Regions from separate parts of the Homo sapiens genome. Here region 2 is linked to region 1. A link is an interaction called in ENCODE POLR2A ChIA-PET data of the cell type or tissue named here. Cell type or tissue: Panc1. All regions are shown on one strand. Each heading gives the region's core, and the rest is flanking DNA. Links, peaks and the distances in the headings are about the cores only.

Region 1 (16,624 bases), core at 6,873-10,872:
TTGTATTTCTAGTAGAGATAGGGTTTCACCACATTGGCCAGGCTGGTCTCGAACTCCTGACCTCGTGATCCACCCACCTTGGCCTCCCAAATTGCTGGGATTACAGGCGTGAGCCACCATGCCCGGCCAAAATGTTCACTTTTTAATAGTGCCATCTTTTTGTTGTTTGAGATTTCCACTTCTCTGAGGGTTTCTTACATGTTCTTATCCTTGGGGAACACCTCAGGGAAGAAAAACAGTTCAGGAAGTTAGGCAGGAGGATAAAGAAGGGATATGTTGCCCAGAATGGTCTCCAAATCCTGGCCTCAAACAATCCTCCTGCCTTGGTCTCTCAAGGTGCTAGAATTACAAGTGTGAGCCACTGTGTCTGGCCCCTTGTTACTTTCTTGTCACTAGATACTTGCTTTCCTGGCTTCCCTTGCTGTTAGAGAAGCCAAGTGGTCAAGTTCTGGTCAGCAAGATATGAGGAAAAATCTGCTGGGGGATCCTAGGAAAGTTTTTGCTCTTCTTGCTTTAAGCTGCCACAGTCTCTGTTGTTGTCTTTTTGCTGTTGTGTCACTTGCACAACAAAAGTGAGGTGCATATGACTAATGGCAAGACAAAACGTGATCTATTAAGAGGAAAAGAAAGGTAGTCAAACACTGTGCAACTTGCCTGGCATAATAGGAACCAAAAAGAGCCTGAGGGAAATCTCACAACATTTTTATTTGATATGCTTTTGAGAGTAAAATAAGACTGGAGAAAAGAGCCTTCAAAATATTCCACCTTACCAATAGCACAATCTGGGAAGTTAGCCAGATAATTTAAAAGCAAAACCAAAAATTAGACTGCAGTAGAGATGCAGTACAATCAGTCCACTATTCAGAAAGTTGCTTAGAAGGGAACAGGAGAAAAAGGGAAAAGAAAGCAGGAAAGGAGGGAGTAAGGGAAGAAGAAAGAAAGAAACCATGTTTGTCCCATCACAAGCACTAAAATAGATACCTGTTGCTAGGTAGATGTCGGGGCTTCACCCATAGTGTTACCGGAAAGCGGTCCCGATCCAGACCCCAAGAGAGAGTCCTTGGACCTCATGCAAGAAATAATTTGGGGTGAGTTGATAAAGTGAAAGCAAGTTTATCAAGAAAGTAAAGGAATAGAAGAATCGCTATCCCATAGGCAGAGCAGCAGTGTGGGCTGCTTGACTGATTATACTTATAGCTATTTCTTTTTTTTTTTTTTTTTAAATAGAGATGAGTCTAGCTCTATCACCCAGGCTGGAGTGCAGTGGCTTGATCTTGGCTCACTGCAACCTCCGCCTCCTGGGTTCAAGCAATTCTCCTGCCTCAGCCTCCCAAGTAGCTGGGATTACAGGTGCGTGCCACCACGCCCAGCTAATTTCTTTTGTATTTTAGTAGAGACAGGGTTTCACTGTGTTGCTCAGGCTGGTCTCAAACTCCTGAGCTCAAGCAACCAGCCTGCCTTGGCTTCCCAAAGTGCTAGTATTAAAGGTGTGAGCCACCGTGCCCGGCCTAGTTATTTCTTGATTACATGCTAAACAAGGGATAGATTATTCATGAGTTTTCTGGGAAAGGGGTGGGCAATTCCCAACTGAGGGCTCCTCGCCTTTTTAGACTATGTAGGGTAATTTCTTGACATTGCCATGACATCCATAAACTGTCATGGTGCTAGTGGGAGTGTCTTTTGGCATGCTAATGCATTATGATTAGCATGTAATAAACAGTGAGGACATCCAGAAGTCACTTTTGTCATCATGTTGGTTTTGGTGGGTTTTGGCTGGCTTCTTTACCACATGCTGTTTTATGACTAAGGTCTTTGTGACCTGTACCTTGCGCTGACCTCCTATCTCATCCTTTAACTAAGAATGCCTACCCTCCTGGGAATGTAGCCCAGTAGGTCTCAGCCTTATTTTACCTACCCCCTAGTCAAGATGGAGTTGCTCTGGTTCAAACGCCTCTGACAATAGCCTCTGACAATAGCCTCTGACAATAGCCTCTGACAATAGCCTCTTGAGTTCCTTTTGGTGCACACCACATATTTTATGCACACTGGCTCCCAGGTGATTTCACTCACAACAGTCCAAACCTGAGTGTCTTTATCAGATGATTGTCGTCAGGTTACCGAAGCTACTTTGGCCTGTGTGTATGAAGGGCCAGAAGATTCTGGGGGCCAGAAGTGGTGGCTCATGCCTATAATCCCAGCACTTTCAGAAGCCGAGGTGGGAGGATCACTTGAGCTTGGGAGTTTGAGACTAGCCTGGGCAAAAAGGTGAGACCCCCATCTCTACAAAAAGTGCAAAAATTAGCCAGGTATGGTGGTATGTGCCTGTAGTCCTAGCTACTAGGGAGGCTGAGGTGGGAGGATTGCTTGAGCCAGGGAGGTTGAGGCTGCAGTGAGCCAAGATCACACCACTGCACTACATCCTGGGCGACAGAGTGAGACTCGATCTCAAAAAAAGAAAACAAAGAAACAAACAAAAAACTCATCCCCCCCAACACAACAAAACAAAAATAAGCAAACAAGAAAACCCCCCAAAACTCAGGAGATTCTGGGCATATTTACACATTTGTGAGATGGCCTTTAACCATTGATTTATAGACACAAGAGTATAAATACATCAACTTCACCTCTGTTTGAAACAACTACCTTTTCCAGAGCTACCCAGCAGGTTTGAGGCAGTCCCATGGTGGCTTTGTACTTGATACTGTGCTTGCCTCTTTGTGCTTGAGCCTGGGAGGTCGACCTCCCTCTTGAATCAAGAGGGCAGTATCAACCACAAAACGGTTCCTTTGGCTCCCATCCAACTTCCTTTTTTCTTATTGTTTCTTCTCAGAAACGTTTTCTAATAAAGTACTTTAGCATGAATCTTGGTCTCTGGGTCTGCTTCTGGTGACCTATATCTAAAACTCCTTTTCTCCAGACTGTAAATAAAATTACTCACCCAAGGCAAGTCATGCATAAAAGCAAAAGAAGTTAAGCAGACAGTGAATCAAAAAGAAAATGAGAAGGGGTTTGCCAAAAGCCAAAAACATGAACCATAACTCTTTGGGCTGCCCACTCTGGCCTGATTGTTGATAGAGTGAAGCAGTAATATTTCCCACAGAAGTATGCAATGAATCTGATATCCTGCTAAACACCAAGGCATTTGCAATACTTGAATAGGAAATCTAATATTGCTTATAGTTAGTTAGAAGGGTCAACAAATGAAGAAGAGCAGAATTGCTAATGCAGCCCAGCTGGCAAGGGTTCCAAAGCCTGGCCTTAGACCTATTCCTTCTGTGGGGACACACACAGGAAAAGCTGAGCTCTATATCTTCACAAATTTTCCCATTCCATGTGGGTGACTTGATGCAAGGCTGAATTAAGGAGAAGTTTGGTGTCTTTCTTGTTAAGGAACTAGTCTCCAGTGATCTCAGGCTTCATCTTCATAACGACAAGAAATCCAGACCATGGGTCAGACAACCTAGTGATTCATGTGTCTTAATGACTGACCCTGCTGGCTGCATGGTGGGTAATTTTAGCTGGAAAATACCAGGTCAGTCATCATAGAGCCAGCATGGTTACATCAAACAACCAAAGGATCAGTCTCTGAGGCCCTGGAAAGACTGGATTTGAAGTAAATACAGAAACTTTTTTTCATTTCCATTTTTAACTAAATAAAAAATTTGAGAACAAACAGGGCAAGAGAGAAAAGAAATCATATTTACAACATGAAAATTAATGTGACTTACAGGTTTATTGCTAATTACTCTCAAAAGAAAATATTCTGCTTCCTTGACAAAAAACAAAACCTTCTAGAAAATTTTAACCCCAAAGTGAACAATAACACCTTTAGTGACTCAAAATGCTAATTGACTAGGTATCACCTGAATTCAACAGACATGCCTAAATTCATTGCTATTCTCATTACTAACATAGAAAACATATTTAGGATTTAAAAAATGAGTAGAATTATTCAATAAGAAAGAGATGAACTATGGACCTTTGTGCATGGTTTTATCAAGTGTACTTTTCTACATGACACTCTCTGATCAGTCCACATGATAAATTAATTTCAAAGTAGGCCATATTAAGGAGATAAGATCAAGTTGAGTACGGTCAAAAGATTACTTTTATAGCCATAATAAGTCACTTTATTTTTTATATTCTTATTTTCCATGGAAGTATAAATTACATACAGTAAAATGCATAAATCTTAAGCTTGCAGTTTGATGAGTTTTGACAAATATATACACGTGGTTGGGCACAGTGGCTCACACCTGTAATCCCAGCACTTTGGGAGGCCAAGGCGGGCAGATCACCTGAGGTCAGGAGTTGGAGACCAGCCTGGCCAACATGCTGAAACCTTGTCTCTACTAAAAATACAAAAATTAGCCGAGCATGATGGTGCATGCCTGTAATCCCATCTACTCACGGGAGGCTGAAGCAGGAGAATCACTGGAACCCGGGAGGTGGAGAATGCAGTGAGCCAAGATTGCGCCACTGCATTCCAGCTTGGGTGACAGAGCAAGACTCCATCAAATACAAGACAAAACAAAACAAAACAAAAAAAACATAAAAAGCAGAAAACAAAAACAAAAAAACAAATATATACATTCACGTAACCAATATCCAATGCCCAGTATCATGAGGGAGAACATCTTCTGTGCCCAGCAAGTTTTCCCATGCTTTTTTCCAGTTAGCTGCTTGCCTTCCATGGACAACCACTTTTGGTGTCTTTACTTATTCTTGGACTTCATATAAACGGTATCAACCAGGGTGTACATTTTTGTGCCTGCCTTTTTTTTTGAGACAGAGTCTCGCTCTATTGCCCAGGCTGGAGTGCAGTGGCATGATCTTGGCTCACTGCAACCTCCACCTTCCAGGTTCAAGTCATTCTCCTGCCTCAGCCTACTGAGTAGCTGGGATTACAGATGCACACCACCATGCCTGGCTAAGTTTTGTAATTTTAGTAGATACTTGGTTTCAACATGTTGGTCAGGCTGGTTTTGAACTCCTGATCTCGTGATCCACCAGCCTCAGCCTCCCAGAGTGCTGGGATTACAGGCGTGAGCCACCATGCCTGGCCAGTGTCTGTCTTTTCTGCTCAGCATAATATTATTGACATTCATCACACTGTTTTGTATATCACTAATTTGTTTTTATTGCTCAGTTGTATTATTCAGTTGTATAAATGTGTTATAGTTTGTTTATATATTCACTTAATGGAAATTTGGGTTGTTTCTTGGTTATTATGAACATGCTTATACAGGTGTTTCTGTGGACATGTTTTCATTTTTCTTGGGTAACATTTATTTATTTTTCGAGGCAGGTGTCAGGCCTCTGAGCCCAAGCTAAGCCATCATATCCCCTGTGATCTGCACCTACACATCCAGATGGCCTGAAGTAAGTGAAGATCCACAAAAGAAGTGAAAATAGCCTTAACTGATGGCATTCCACCATTGTGATTTGTTTCTGCCTCACCCTAACTGATCAATGTACTTTGAAATCTCCCGCACCCTTAAGAAGGTTCTTTGTAATTCTCCCCACCCTTGAGAATGTACTTTGTGAGATCCACCCTCTGCCCGCAAAACATTGCTCTTAACTCCACCGCCTATCCCAAAACCTATAAGAGCTAATGATAATCCACCACCCTTTGCTGACTCCTTTTTCGGACTCAGCCCGCCTGCACCCGGGTGAAATAAACAGCCTTGCTGTTCACACAAATCCTGTTTGGTGGTCTCTTCACACGGACGCTTGAGACATTTGGTGCTGAAGACCCAGGTCAGAGGGACTCCTTCGGGAGACCAGTCCCCTGTCCTCGCCCTCATTCCGTGAGGAGATCCACCTACAACCTCAGGTCCTCAGACCAACCAGCCCAAGGAACATTTCACCAGTTTCCAATCGGGTAAGCGGTCTTTTCACTCTCTTCTCCAGCCTCTCTCGCTCCCTTCAATCCCCCTATCCTTCCAATTCCAGTTCTTTTTCCTCTCTAGTAGAGACAAAGGAGACACATTTTATCCGTGGACCCAAAACTCCAGTGCCCCTCACGGACTCGGGAAGACAGCCTTCCCTTGGTGTTTAATCATTGCGGGGACGCCTGCCTTTCACCCACATTCCATTGGTGTCTGACCACCACAGGGACGCCTGCCTTGGTCATTCACCCACATTCCCTTGGTGGCAAGTCAATTGCTGGATGCCTGCTTTGGCTGCTCACCCACGTTGCAGCCCAGGGCTTCTCCCCACCCCCCTTCTCCGTGTCTCTACCCTTCTCTTTAAACTTGCCTCCTTCACTGTGGGCAACCTTCCACCCTCCATTCCTCCTCCTTCTCCCTTAGCCTGTGTTCTCAAGAACTTAAAACCTCTTCAACTCTCGCCTGACCTAAAATCTAAGTGTCTTATTTTTTTCTGCAACACTGCTTGGCCCCAATACAAACTCGACAATGGTTCTAAATGGCCAGAAAATGGCACTTTTGATTTCTCCATCCTATGAGACCTAGATAATTTTTGTCGAAAAATGGGCAAATGGTCTGAGGTGCCTGATGTCCAAGCATTTTTTACACATTGGTCCCTCCCTAGTCTCTGCTCCCAGTGTGACTCATCCCAAATCTTTCTTCTTTCTCTTCTTATCAACCAAATTGTTTTGCCTATCCACCCAGTGGTGCCCCACCCATACACTCTTTTGTCCTCAATACCTTCCTCCACAACTCACTATTCCGTTCCTGATCTTAAAGATGCTTTTTTCACTATTCCCCTACACCCCTTGTCCCAGCCTCTCTTTCTTTTACCTGGACTGACCCTGACACCCATCAGTCCCAGCAGCTTACCTGGGCTGTACTGCCGCAAGGCTTCATGGACAGCTCCCATGACTTCAGTCAAGCCCAAATTTCTTCCTCATCCATTACCTATCTCGGCATAATTCTTCATGAAAACACACATGCTCTCCCTGCTGACTGTGTCCTGCTAATCTCCCAAACCCCAACCCCTTCTACAAAACAACAACTCCTTTCCTTCCTATGCATGGTTAGGTACTTCCGCCTTTGGATACCTAGTTTTACCATCCTGACTAAACCATTATGTAAACTCACAAAAGCAAACCTAGCTGACTCCATAGATCCTAAATCCTTTCACCACTCCTCTTTCTGTTCCTTAAAAACAGCCCTAGAAGCTGCTCCCACACTAGCTCTCCCTAATTCATCCCAACCCTTTTCATTACATACAGCCAAAGTACAGGGCTGTGCGGTCAAAATTCTTACACAGGAGCCAGGACCGCACCCTGTAGCCTTTTTGTCCAAACAACTTGACCTTACTGTTTTAGGCTAGCCCCCACATTATTCTTGATGCCATATCTGACTCCCATGACTATCTCTCTGATCCACCTGACATTCACTCCATTTCCCCATATTTCCTTCTTTACTGTTCCTCACCCTGATCACACTTGCTTTATTGATGGCAGTTCCACCAGGCCTAATCGCCACTCACCAGCAAAGGCAGGCTATGCTATAGTATCTTCTACATCTATCATTGAGGCTACTACTCTGCCCCACTTCACTACCTCTTAGCAAGCCTAACTCATTGCCTTCACTTGAGCCCTCACTCTTGCAAAGGAATTATACGTTAATATTTATACTGGCTCTAAATATGCCTTCCATATCCTGCACCAACATGCTGTTATATGGGCTGAAAGAGGTTTCCTCACTATGCAAGTGTCCTCCATCATTAATGCCTCTTTAATAAAAACTCTTCTCAAGGCTGCTTTACTTCCAAAGGAAGCTTGAGTCATATAGTGCAATGGCCACCAAAAGGCATCAGATTCCATAGCTCAGGGCAATGCTTATGCTGGTAAGGTAGCTAAGGAAGCAGCTAGCATTCCAACTTCTGTCCCTCACGTCCGGTTTTTCTCCTGCTCATCGGTCACTCCCACCTACTCCCCCACTGAAACTGCCACCTATCAATCTCTTCCCACAAAAGGCAAATGGATCTTAGACCAAGGAAAATATCTCCTTCCAGCCTCACAGGCCCATTCTATTCTGTCATCATTTCATAACCTCTTCCATGTAGGTTACAAGCCACTAGCCCACCTCTTAAAACTCTCATTTCCTTTCCATTGTGGAAATCTATCCTCAAGGAAATCACTTCTCAAGTGTTCCATCTGCTATTCTACTACCCCTCAGGGATTGTTCAGGCCCCCTCCCTTTCCTACACATCAAGCTTGGGGATTTGCCCCTGCCCAGGACTGGCAAGTTGACTCTACTCCCATGCCTCGAGTCAAGAAACGAAAATACCTCTTGGTCTGGGTAGACACTTTCACTGGATGGGTAGAGGCCTTTCCCGCAGGGTCTGAGAAGGCCACTGTGGTTATTTCTTCCCTTCTGTCAGACATAATTCCTCAGTTTGGCCTTCCCACCTCTGTACAGTCCAATAATGGACCGGCCTTTACTAGTCAAATCACCCAAGCAATTTCTCAGGCTCTTGGTGTTCAGTGAAACCTTCATACCCCTTACTGTCATCAGTCTTCAGGAAAGGTAGAACGGACTAATGATCTTTTAAAAACACACCTCACCAAGCTCAGCCTCCAACTTAACAAAAAGGACTCTGTCAAGGATAGAGCCCAAAAACTCACCAACCAAGCAAGTAATTACGCTGAACCCCCTTGGGCACTCTGTAGTTGGATGTCCTGGGTCCTCCCAGTTCTTAGTCCTTTAATACATGTTTTTCTCCTTCTCTTATTCAGACCTTATGTCTTCCATTTAGTTTCTCAATTCATCCTAAACGGTATCCAGGCCATCACCAATCATTCTATATGACAAATGTTTCTTCTAACAACCCCACAATATCACCCCTTACCCCAAAATCTCCCTTTAGCTTAATCTCTCCCACTCTAGGTTCCCATGCCGCCCCTAATCCCGCTTGAAGCAACCCTGAGAAATATCGCCCATTATCTCTCCATACCACCCCCCAAAATTTTCACCACCCCAACACTTTACCACTATTTCATTTTATTTTTCTTATTAATATAAGAAGACAGGAATGCCAGGCCTCTGAGCCCAAGCTAAGCCATCATATCCCCTGTGACCTGCATGTATACATCCAGATGGCCTGAAGCAACTGAAGATCCACAAAAGAAGTGAAAATAGCCTTAACTGATGACATTCCACCATTGTGATTTGTTTCTGCCTCACTCTAACTGATCAATGGACTTTGTAATCTCCCCCACCCTTAAGAAGGTTCTATATAATCTCCCCCACCCTTAAGAAGGTTTTTTGTAATTCTCCCCACCCTTGAGAATGTACTTTGTGAGATCCACCCCCTGCCTGCAAAATATTGCTCCTAACTCCACTGCCTATTCCAAAACTGGTAAGAACTAATGATAATCCCACCACCCTTTGCTGACTCTCTTTTTGGACTCAGCCCACCTGCACCCAGGTAAAATAAACAGCCTTGTTGCTCACACAAAGCCTGTTTGGTGGTCTCTTCACACAGATGCATGAGACAGCAGGGTCTTGCTATGTTGCCCAGGGTGGAGTGCAATTCCATGATCATGGCTCACTGCAGCCTCAAACTCCTGGTCTCAAGCAATCCTCCTGCCCTGGCCTCCCAAGTAGTTGGGATGACAGGCACATGCCACCACATCCAGCTAATTTTTGTATTTTTTGTAGAGACAGGGTCTCATTATTTGCCCAGGCTGGTCTTAAACTCCTGAACTCAAGGAATCCTCCTGCTGTGGCCTCCCAAAGTGCTAGGATTGCAGGTATGAGCCACTGGTGCCTGGCTTCTCTTGGGTAATATTTAGAAGTAGAATTTTGGGTCATAGGATAAGTGTAGCCTTTATTTCTAAGAAAATTCTAAACAGTTTTCCCAAGTGGTTGGACCATTTCGATTTCTACCAGCAACATAAGAAGGTTCCAGTTGCTCCATATCCTTTCGGACAGTTGATATTGTCAGTCTTTCCAAATTTAGCTATAGGATGGGTCACTATAGGTAGAAATAGTTTGAAATAACAAAGTAGGGGCCAGATGTGGTGGCTTATGCCTGTAATCCCACCACTTTGGGAGGCTGAGGCTGGTGGATCATGAGGCCAGGAGTTCAAGACCAGCCTGGCCAAGATGGTAAAGCCCCGTCTCTACTAAAAATACAAAAATTAGCTGGGTGTGGTGGCACACACCTGTAATCCCAGCTACTCTGGAGGCTGAGGCAGAAAATTGCTTGAACCTGGGAGACGGAGGTTGCAGTGAGCTGAGATCGTGCCACCGCACTCCAGCCTGGGTGACAGAGAGAGACTCCACCTCAAAAAAAAAAAAAAAAAAAAAAAAATAACAAAGTAGACTCAAATCTCATTCTAGTTGGCAGTTTATTCTTACCTGTTTGTAATTTATTCTGATGTCTTCTCGTTTACACTAATTACTTGATCTCTGGTCCACCAAGAGTAAGCTGCTTCAATGGGCCATGGAATGTCCTGTTCCAAAACAGACGAAATAAATGTTTTTTTTTTTTTTAATTCCTCTTGTCAAATTGTTTGAACCTGGGAGGCAGAGGTTGCAGTGAGCCAAGATCGCATCACTGCACTCCAGCCTGGACGACGGGTGAGACTCCATCTCAATAAAAAGAAAAAAAAAATTCCTCTTGTCTTATATCATTTCTACCTCTTCCTTCCTTCATTAGCACTGAAACAGAAGTAGTGTCAGGTTGTTTTATTGAGCACAAATTCTCATATTAGCACCTTGCCTCAAAAACAAGAAAATGCTTTAATGAATGAAGTAATTTTCAAGTGCTATCCTCAAGAATTATAATGTGAGAAAAAGTGGTTTCAATAACCCATTCTCACTGAGATAAAACTTAAGCAATCATAATTTTTTCATATTTAAGCCACATAGAATGGGTCCCATTAAATGGAAGTCACCTCAAAATAAATTCTAAAATTTTAACTGTTCATCACCTAAACAAGTTTATTGGGCATGGTTGATTGGCAGAGTCATTAGGGGCTTCATGTTGTGAAGAATTCATCTGTTTGTGGTAAAAACAATATAATGGGGTGTAAGATTATATACATGGCTCTGGACAACTCAAGTTCAAATTTTGATTCCACTCCTACCAGCCAGATGACCTTGGGCAAGCTGTTAAAGCTCTTTCTTCCTTAGTTTACTCATATATAAAAGAGAGATAATACCATCTACATCCTAGAGATTATGAGGAATAAAATAGTAAAGATATAATACAATGTTTAGAATTGTGTCAGGCACATTCTACACAAATAGATACATAAATGCACTATTACTATTTATTTGACAAGTATTTACTGAATGCCTTTGATGTACATTGCACATTTTTGTTTGTTTGTTTGTTTTTTAGACAGGGTATCACTCTGTCACCCAGGCGTGATCACAGTTCACTACAGCCTCAACCTACCAGACTCAAGTGATCCTCCTGAAAACACCCTTGCAAAAATTATAACTGATGAAATTATGACAGTGAGAGAAATCTGACATGGCTGACTCCATCTTGTCTCTAGCTCGCAGGTTGGCTGTGCTCATTTCTGGGCATGGGCTGAGCTAACTTTGGAAGAAATTTAGTTTATAATTTAAATAATAGGCCCTTCCCCAAAACTAAACTGTTCTTGTAAAAATAATGAAAGGCCTCCAAGTTAGGATGACAGGGGTTTGAATTCTAAATAATTACCGGCCATTATTCCAGAGGTCATAAGATTTGCAACTTCCTTAATCACCCTTGAAGATAACATCACTACTGCAGAGCCTAAGATTGGCCTTTTGAGATATATTTTCAGGCTTTTGTATTTCTGACAACTGGATGGCCCCACCTGGACCTGCCAACCAGTCCTGTGGTCTCCACCCAGAAACTGACAGAGGACAGCTCGATCCCCTTTGATTTCATCTCCAAGCCAACCAATCAACACTCCTGACTCACTGGCCCCCTACCCACCAAATTATCCTTAAAAACCCCGATCCCAGCCAGGCGTGGTGGCTCACGCCTGTAATCCCAGCACTTTGGAAGGCTGAGGTGGGTGGATCACCTGAGATCAGGGGTTCGAAGCCAACTTGGACAACATGGTGAAACCCTGTCTCTACTAAAAATACAAAATTAGCCGGGCGTAGTGGTGCATGCCTGTAACCCCAGCTACTTGGGAGGCTGAGGCAGGAGAATCGCTTGAACCTGGAAGGCAGAGGTTGCAGTGAGCAGAAATTGCGCCATTGCACTCCAGCCTGGGCAACACGAGCAAAACTCTGTCTCAACAAAAAAACCAAAAGACCCCCACAAAACTCCGATCGCAGCCAGGAGCAGTGGCTCACACCTGTAATCCCAGCACTTTGGGAGGCCGAGGCAAGCAGATCAGCCTTACCAATATGGTGAAACCGCCTCTCTACTAAAAATACAAAAATTAGCCGGGCGTGGTGGCATATGCCTGTAGCTCCAGCTACTAAGGAGGCTGAAGCAGGAGAATCGCTTGAACCCGGGAGGAGGAGGTTGCAGTGAGCCGAAATTGCGCCACTGCACTCCAGACTGGGCGACAGAGAGAGACTGTCTCAAAACAAACAAACAAACAAACAAACAAACAAACAAACAAAAAACCCCAAAAAACTCCGATCCCCGAATTCTCGAGGAGACTGATTTGAGTAATAAAAACTCCAGTTTCCTGTACAACCAGCTCTGTGTGAATTAAACTCTTTCTGTATTGCAATTCCTCTCTCTCCATAAATCAGCTCTGTCTAGGCAGCGGGCAAGGAGAACCCATTGGGCAGCTACACTCCCACCTCAACCTCTGGAGTAGTTGGGACCACAGGCGTGCACCACCATGCCTGGCTAATTTGTAGAGACAGATTTTTGCCATGTTGCCCAGGCTGGTCTTGAACTCCTGGGCTCAAGGGATCCTCCCAACTCAGCCTCCCAAAGTGCTGAGATTACAGATGTGAGCCACCGTGCCTGGCCTCTTTGAACAATTTTAAATGCTGACGATATAGGGGTCACAAGAATTATGAGATAAAGCACAAGAATTATGAGAGCATATTCAGATTCAGAGCTAAAAAATGCAGCAATTGATTAGTAATGTCTGACATGGTGGGTAAGGTATGTGTGTGTGTGGAGAGGATGGTTGAATAGCAATACACACGTCAAATATTGGTTACCCTGACTGAGGCACTTGGAACTGTACTTATTTTCCATGAAAGCACATATCTGATGTGGAACCATGCTCAACTTCCTGTTAAGCTGAAGTTTGTACCCTGGGACCTGTGAACAAAATCTAGGCATGGGTAGCATGAATTCTAGAGGTCTATAGATGGAGCACGCACACTCCATATCTCACATTCACCAATTTCCCCAATCACACTTTTTCTCTGCCTGATATTTGTTTGCTTTTCACTATCTAATTATTATTTCATTTTGCAGACTGGAAATTTCTGTACACTTCTGGATGTACCTTACCTAGGGAAATGCAAGGCCTAGCAGAGTGCTCCATATACAGAGTGGATATTCAATAAATGCTTGCTAAAATGAATTGAGTTCTGCTTTTCATAAATAACAGTGTATTCCTCAGACAATAGATTAGTAATCATCTATCAGACAACAGTTGGTAAGACTATTTGAATGTGGGCAGACCTAGGTGTGTGCTTTAGCTCTACCTTTTACTAGCTGTGTATAGGTAAGTTAACTGATGTCTCAGTTTTCTTATCAGTAAAATGGAAATCATAATACCTCAAAAGATGTTGTAAGTTGTAAGGCTTGAATGGGTTAGCATATGTAAAACATAAGCGGCACTAAATATTGTAGTTCCTTTTTCTTTACTCTCAATATTTGTCAAAAACTAAAACTAGTAAAAGAGTAGTAAAATGGACATTTGTTGACTCTCTCCCACTGGGTAGCAGCTATGTGCTTTGGCATGCAGAAAATTGACTCCACCTCCAGCTCCATGGGTGGGCCATGTTTGTTTAATCCTGTCTCAACCCCTTTGCTAAAGAGATTGGTTGTTGGTTTGGGTTAATCAACACTTGGCATTTCCCCACTGCAGGAAATTATTCAGGAACTGGCATGTGACCAAATTATGAACAATGACACATGAGAATTTAATTTTCTGGGAGCTTTTGGGGAATAAATTTCCATGTTTGTTTTGTTATTTTGTTATTTATTTATTTTTTTGAGACAGAGTCTCACACTGTTGCCCGCCTGGAGTACAGTGGTATGATCTTGGCTCGCTGCAGCCTCCACCTCCCGGGTTCAAGTGATTCTCCTGCCTCAGCCTCCCAAGTTGCTGGGATTACAGATGCCTGCTACCACGCCAGGCTAAGTTTTTGTATTTTTAGTAGAGACAGGTTTCAGTATGTTGGCCAGGCTGGTCTGGAACTCCTGACCTCGTGATCTGCCCACCTTGGCCTCCCAAAGTGCTGGGATTACAGGCGTGAGCCACTGCTCCTGGCCTAAATATTTGTGTTTCATTTAGGACTTTTTTTTTTTTTTGAGATGGAGTCCTGCTCTGTCGCCCAGGCTGGAGTGCAATGGTGCGATCTCGACTCACTGCAACTTATGCCTCCTGAGTTCAAGTGATTCTCCTGCCTCAGCCTCCTGAGTAGCTGGGATTACAGGTGCGCACCACCATGCCCAGCTATTTTTTTTTTTTTGTATTTTTAGTAGAGATGGGGTTTCACCATATTGGCCAAGCTGGTCTCGAACTCCTGACCTCGTGATCCACCCACCTCAGCCTCCCAGAATGCTGGGATTACAGGCGTGAGCCACTGTGCCTGGCTTATTTCTTCTCTCTCCCTGAATATGGAAGTCAGGAAGTATGAAGGATTGGTGGCAACCAGAGACCAAGGAAAAGCTTCCCCTTTGCCTTCTGAACCTTTGCAGAAAATCACGGACAAGAGGCAGATTAATAGGAGAAAAATCATACAAATTCATTTAATAAAAATTTTATGTGACATGGGAGCCTTCAGAATGAAGACCCAAAGGTACAGGGGAGACTGTCCATTTTTGTGCTTAGGTTAAAAAAAGTATGCACAGCCATGTAGAAATATGACTGGACAAAATGGATAAGATCTAATGCTGGGCTGGGCGCATGGCTCACGCCTGTAATCCCAGCACTTTGGGAGGCCAAGGCGGGTGGATCACCTGAGGTCAGGAGTTCAAGACCAGCCTGGCCAACACGGCGAAACCCCGTGTTTACTAAAAATACAAAAATTAGCTGGGCATGGTGGTGCATGCCTGTAATCCCAGCCCAGCTACTTGGGAGGCTAAGGCACGAGAATCACTTGAACCCCGGGAGGCAAAGTTTGCAGTGAGCCGAGATTGAGCCACTTCTCTCCAGCGTGGGCGAAACAGCAAAATTCTATCACACTATATATATATATATAATATAAATAAAATTAAAAATAAATAAGAATGAGGAGAAGGATAAAAACATTTAAAAGATGAGAGCAGAATAGAAGGAGTGAAACAGTGGGTAAATGAAGACGGATTCAATAGAAAGCCAGCAGCAAGGCGAGGGATGCTTTGAATGACCCTAGAAGCAAATTTAACTGGATTTAGACTGGCCCAGGACCAGCCCTAAGAACGGAATGTAATCTTGGTTTCTATATTATTTCCTGCATTAGACCACAGACATTATTGGGTTTGAGATTAAAGTGCCTTAAACAATGCAGGTGATATCAAGACTCACTTAAGCAAAGGTGATTCAGGTTTCAGTGCTGGTTTACAGTAGCATCAAGGTCTCAGTTTATTTCCATTAGGCCCTTTGTCAGGTCCATTTTATGGTTGTGTAGACCCACAAAAAAACAATACCTCAAAATGAAGGCCTCAGAGGCAGCTCTCTCTCTCTCTCTCTCTCTTTCTCCCACCCTCCTGTCTCTGGCCCCTCAATCTCCCCAATGGCTACCCGTAGAAACTGGAGTCCCTCTTCCCCAAGGACAGTCATAGAAACCAGAACCCCTTTTCCCCAAAGCCAGACATAAAACCTAAAAATATTACTCGAACTTCTTTCCCACCTCCCCTGCCTTTCTGTGTAAAATCTGGCCATAAAGAAATTGTAGGTCATAATACCCCCATTCCAGAGAGGATCCCGCCCCATACCCAGAAAGAAGGAATCCATGCTCAGAGAGGCCAAGAAGAATCTAGACAGACAGGCCTTGCTGGGTTTCCCCACTCAGTCCATTAACATTAGATCTTTTTTTTTTTTTTTGAGACAAAGTTTCGCTCTTGTTGCCCAGGCTGGAACGCAATGGTGCCATCTTGGCTCACTGCAACCTCCACCTCCTGGTTCACGTGATTCTCCTGCCTCAGCCTCCTAAGTAGCTGGGATTACAGGCCTCCTCACTCTTATTTAAAAGCATGCCTTCTCAACATAGTCTCAGTTGAGGAAAACAGGGAATACTGATTCACACTGAAGTATTGGTGACTGATGTATTTCCCATGTAGTGGAAGTGAAGCTGTAACACCATTCAGTGATCCTGGTAATGGTGTGGTATCTGAAATTGTCTACAGCAAATCAATGGACAATGATGCTCTTGAACCTTCTCACATCAGATTGTGAAAATAGCTACCATTTACACCTCCATCGTCAATGTGTTTACCACTCTCCCTCCTTTAGTTTTTATCTGAGGCCTGCTGTAGGACAGTTTCTGGAATAAAGCCATAGCATCTCCAT
Region 2 (4,000 bases), core at 1-4,000, 190 kb before region 1:
GCCACTTCAAAAAGCCACAGTTTCCATAATTATGTTCTATTCTTCCAGTCGAGTATAGGCTTACCAGCCAGGACTGAGGAGTTAATATTCATCCTGTGGCTCTAACTAATCCTATGATACCTTACAGGATATGAAGTAGCCCCACTGATAAAAACCCCCATGACCCACCCAGAATCAGTTCAACTGTTGTCTTCTCCCAGTCCACCCCACCTCAAAAGACAATCCAAGCCTTTTACTCAATTTATAAAACCATTCATCCAGCAAGCCAAAGTAAACTTTTTTTTAATTTTTTTTTACCTCAACTGTGCATCTTCTGTTCAAATGGCTTCCCCATGTTTTCCACAGCAATTACCTTTGGGGAAAGTCTGCTTTGGGTCACGTTAATCATGCTGTGGGTAGACTCTTCAAATAAAAGTATGAATAGTGAGACAAATGCATACAGACACTTGCCTCTGAAGAGCTAAAAGCCTGGCCACTACCAATCTTTGTACTCACTATTCTGCCTTCTGTAGCTTCTCCAAGCAGCCCTCCAAAAGTGATTACAGGAGACATACAGGCACAGTATAGGAAAAGAATCGAGGCCAGGCACTGCAGGCTTAATGCATCCTTGAAGTCACTCAAGAAAAAAGGTGCTTTCCTTTTGATGTCAAGTATCAAACCACCAAAAAGCCTAAATAGGTGAGATGAAACTCGTCAAACTGTACACTAGAGGATTCTAGCTACTTCAAACTAAAACTATGGGCTACACAAAACTGCTGGTGCCTAGGTGTTTTGTCAACAAAATGTTAAATCCAATTTAACTTATAAATTACAGAAGATACACTCATTTAATCTAATCTAATGATAGAGGAATGTTATATTTCATTAAGAGACAAATATCTGTATTTTACGGACTATATAATGAAAAGACTGCAGGCAAATGATTTTATATGAGTAAATGTAATTTTGGACACAAATGTGCAAGGCAAGGTATAACAAAATAAACAAAACCCAACAACCCATTTATGAAAATGTGCATAAGCAATTCTATTAATTGTCTATATTAAAATCTTAAAGGCAACAATCACAAATACAAGGAAGGCAATTATTATCCAAATACACTTTAATATAAATGTAGTATGTTGTGCTTAGATGCACAAGTGGTATGAATTCAGTAACTTTAAAAACTTTCAAAACTAGTACTTCAATCGTATAAAAGGGGGAAAGAAATCCCTAAAAACTATTTCAGTATATTTAATTTACTGTGTATGTAGACAAACTAATATGTACATTAATAAAACTAACAGGTTTCAATTAGTAGATTAAAAATCTGTTTGTACATCAAAGCTGTACCATTTCAACATTTTTAACAATTAGTCTTTTGGATACATCTAACTTGAAGACATTCCAATAAAATATAAGCTCCATGAGGGGAGACTTTTTCTTGTTCACTGCGTTATCTACAGTGTCTAGAACACTACCTGGGAAATAGTAGGCACTCAACAAACACTGGTGACTAAATCAGTAATTCGTTTTAATACTCAAAAAACAGAAAATCATTCAAATCCCAACTGCAAGAAAATTGACCAAAAAAACTAACATTAAGCTTTCAAATGGATATTTCAAGCTTTACCGTTGTAATTTTTTTAAGTTGATACTGAAATCCTAAACACAAATTGACAAGTAGTACTCTGTTCATAATCTGACAGCAAGGGAAATCAGCTTGCAATAAAAAAGGTGCCATCAATAATCTAAAATATGAATCTACAGTATATCATCAAATTGATAATTACTTAATAGAGGGCATACAGATGCTCTCAGGTGACTGAGATCAGTGGAGGCCTGACACAGTGCTTCTCAATGACTAACCCTATCCCAGTATGAAGAAGCGATAATAGCTAATAATACAACAGTACTGTTCACACAGGGTCAAAATCTTTTCTCTATTGTATTCACAGAGACAAAAACACTTCATTAGTCAATGAATTAATTGTGAATTTCAGTTTCTCTAAAGTCTATATTCAGTATGCCAGTTACTTATTTTTATGATATAGTACCCTTTAAGGATGTCATCAAAATCCCTAAGATTGTATCTGTATAAGATTCCCTGTTTTTTTTACACAAAGATTTAATATTTAAGATTATTTAATTCCATACTGACCACCAGTGGACAATAAAGAATCAATAGCCACATGCTTTTCCACATTATGAAAATACTATAACATTTATCTACTTCTACAAAATATTAAGGCAATGTTTGCATCTGCCAATATTTCTATTTTTTGTTACAAAAATTAACTTCTTAAACAATTTTTCTAGCTAGGTTTCCAGAGAGCAATACAATGGTTTAATCATGCTTGTCCATGGAAGATTACCTCATGATATAATGCTCATTTAAGAGTTTTAAATCTGTGCACATATACAAAGAAATTATTAGTTGTAATTACTCTCTGTTCCCATAATTCTCTAACTCAATATGAAGAATTATAATAAGACTCTACACCTTCTTCAAGAACCTTCTGTATAAGCAATGGAAATTAACCTACACACTATATAACTGCAATATTCTGAATATACAGTCCATTATTTTCCTTTTAAAGCTTGATACATACTATTAAAATTATTTATAAATTCTTATATATTTATACATATAAATTTTCCTTATATATAATAATGCACATTTTTATACATATGAAAAAATACTGTACAAGATTAGGTTCCAAACACTTGGAAAAAATATAATATTTATGTTTTCATCAAATCATCCCCCAAACCCTTCAAAATATCAGTATTTGCACCCACCGTCCAGTCCTCTGTAGCTCAGGCCCAGCATGATGAGCGGCCTCTTTAGGAGTCTCACCCAGTGTGGGGGTAGATCCATTGTGAAACACAGGAATCTTTCTCTTTTCCTGAATTTCACAAAAAACATTATTTTCAGAATTCTATTTTAAGAAAACTTGAGATGGCATCTTCAATTAGAGTGAATATCAGATTTTATATTGATTATGTATCTAATCAGTTCTCCTAGAAAAGAATGGTTCCTAAAATAAACTCTCTTCTGAAATAGATTGCTCTTTAAAAATAGAAGCTAATGTCAGTTTCTATTAATATTTTAAATTTGCAATTAGCTTTTTGCATCTTATGTTCTAATTATCAATATACTATAAAATATATTCATACATACCATTTCAAATTCCTATTCACCAATAGCTACAAACGTAAGTAACCTCCAAAAAAGCATCTCTCCCACCAAAACTTTAAAAATACTGCTCCTATTAACTATTGAAAATTACGCTTTACATTAAGAGAAAAGCAAATGTCATTTTTCTTCTACTAAAGTATTTCCCTTAAAAAATAAGAGCTGTTTGATAAACATGTTCCCACAAAAATCCACTTCCCATTACATTTTATTACAAATTCAAGAGTACTATTCACATGATACAGGATTTCTCCCCCTCTGTTAAAGACAAAGAAATGAACTTTTAACTTGTTACATCAAGAGATGCTGGGGCTAAAAATATGTGTGAGCATGTGCACATACAAGAGGAAAGATGGTAGGAAAGATGGAAGAAAAGGAAACAGAGAGGTAAAGGGAAAGGGAGACAGAGATCTGACATCCCAGGAGGTTTACTGGGTCAAAGGCTCTAGGTGAATAAAAGACTTAAGCTACCTGGTTTACATGCTCCATATTTAGAGAGTAGCAAGGCTCATCTACAAATATAAGACTGCCATTTGAAAACGTCAAAATCTCACTTACAAAATTTCAATTTTCAAACTTACATCTTAAAGAGGAAAGGGATAAAATTTTAGACTCCTAGGAAACAAAAATAATTTTAAAAACTACAAATTATAAAAGTAATTGTGGTTTTGGCTATTATTTTTAATTTAATTAATCATTTAACTGATTTAATCATTTAATTGAATTGATTAAAAATAATGGCCAAAGCCACAATTACTTTTGTGCCAACCTAATAAAACCCATGAGACCCAGCCAAAGCACATTCAAGAAAATTAAGCAATT

What was found. ChIA-PET counts read pairs that join two places held together with the same protein. Peaks named below come from ENCODE experiments on the same cell type or tissue, not always from the same donor. Only the 100,000 strongest peaks of a DNase experiment are listed, where the experiment ranks them.
Region 2: POLR2A ChIA-PET joins it to region 1 with 6 read pairs; 2 of 35 experiments call an interaction of 5 or more read pairs at or near these places.

What each region holds. Positions count from the first base shown.
Region 1 is chr3:27,593,693-27,610,316 of GRCh38, forward strand. No RefSeq gene overlaps it. Among named protein-coding and RNA genes, the nearest start is that of LINC02084, 110 kb to the right of the region's middle. In Panc1, for the core only: no CTCF peak of the experiment used is centred there; no DNase peak of the experiment used is centred there; H3K27ac peaks cover 333 bases.
Region 2 is chr3:27,408,861-27,412,860 of GRCh38, forward strand. It overlaps SLC4A7 (solute carrier family 4 member 7), which reads right to left. Exons shown (of 26, transcript NM_001321103.2): 12 at 2,782-2,888; 13 at 496-670. Among named protein-coding and RNA genes, the nearest start is that of NEK10, 41 kb to the left of the region's middle. In Panc1, for the core only: no CTCF peak of the experiment used is centred there; no DNase peak of the experiment used is centred there.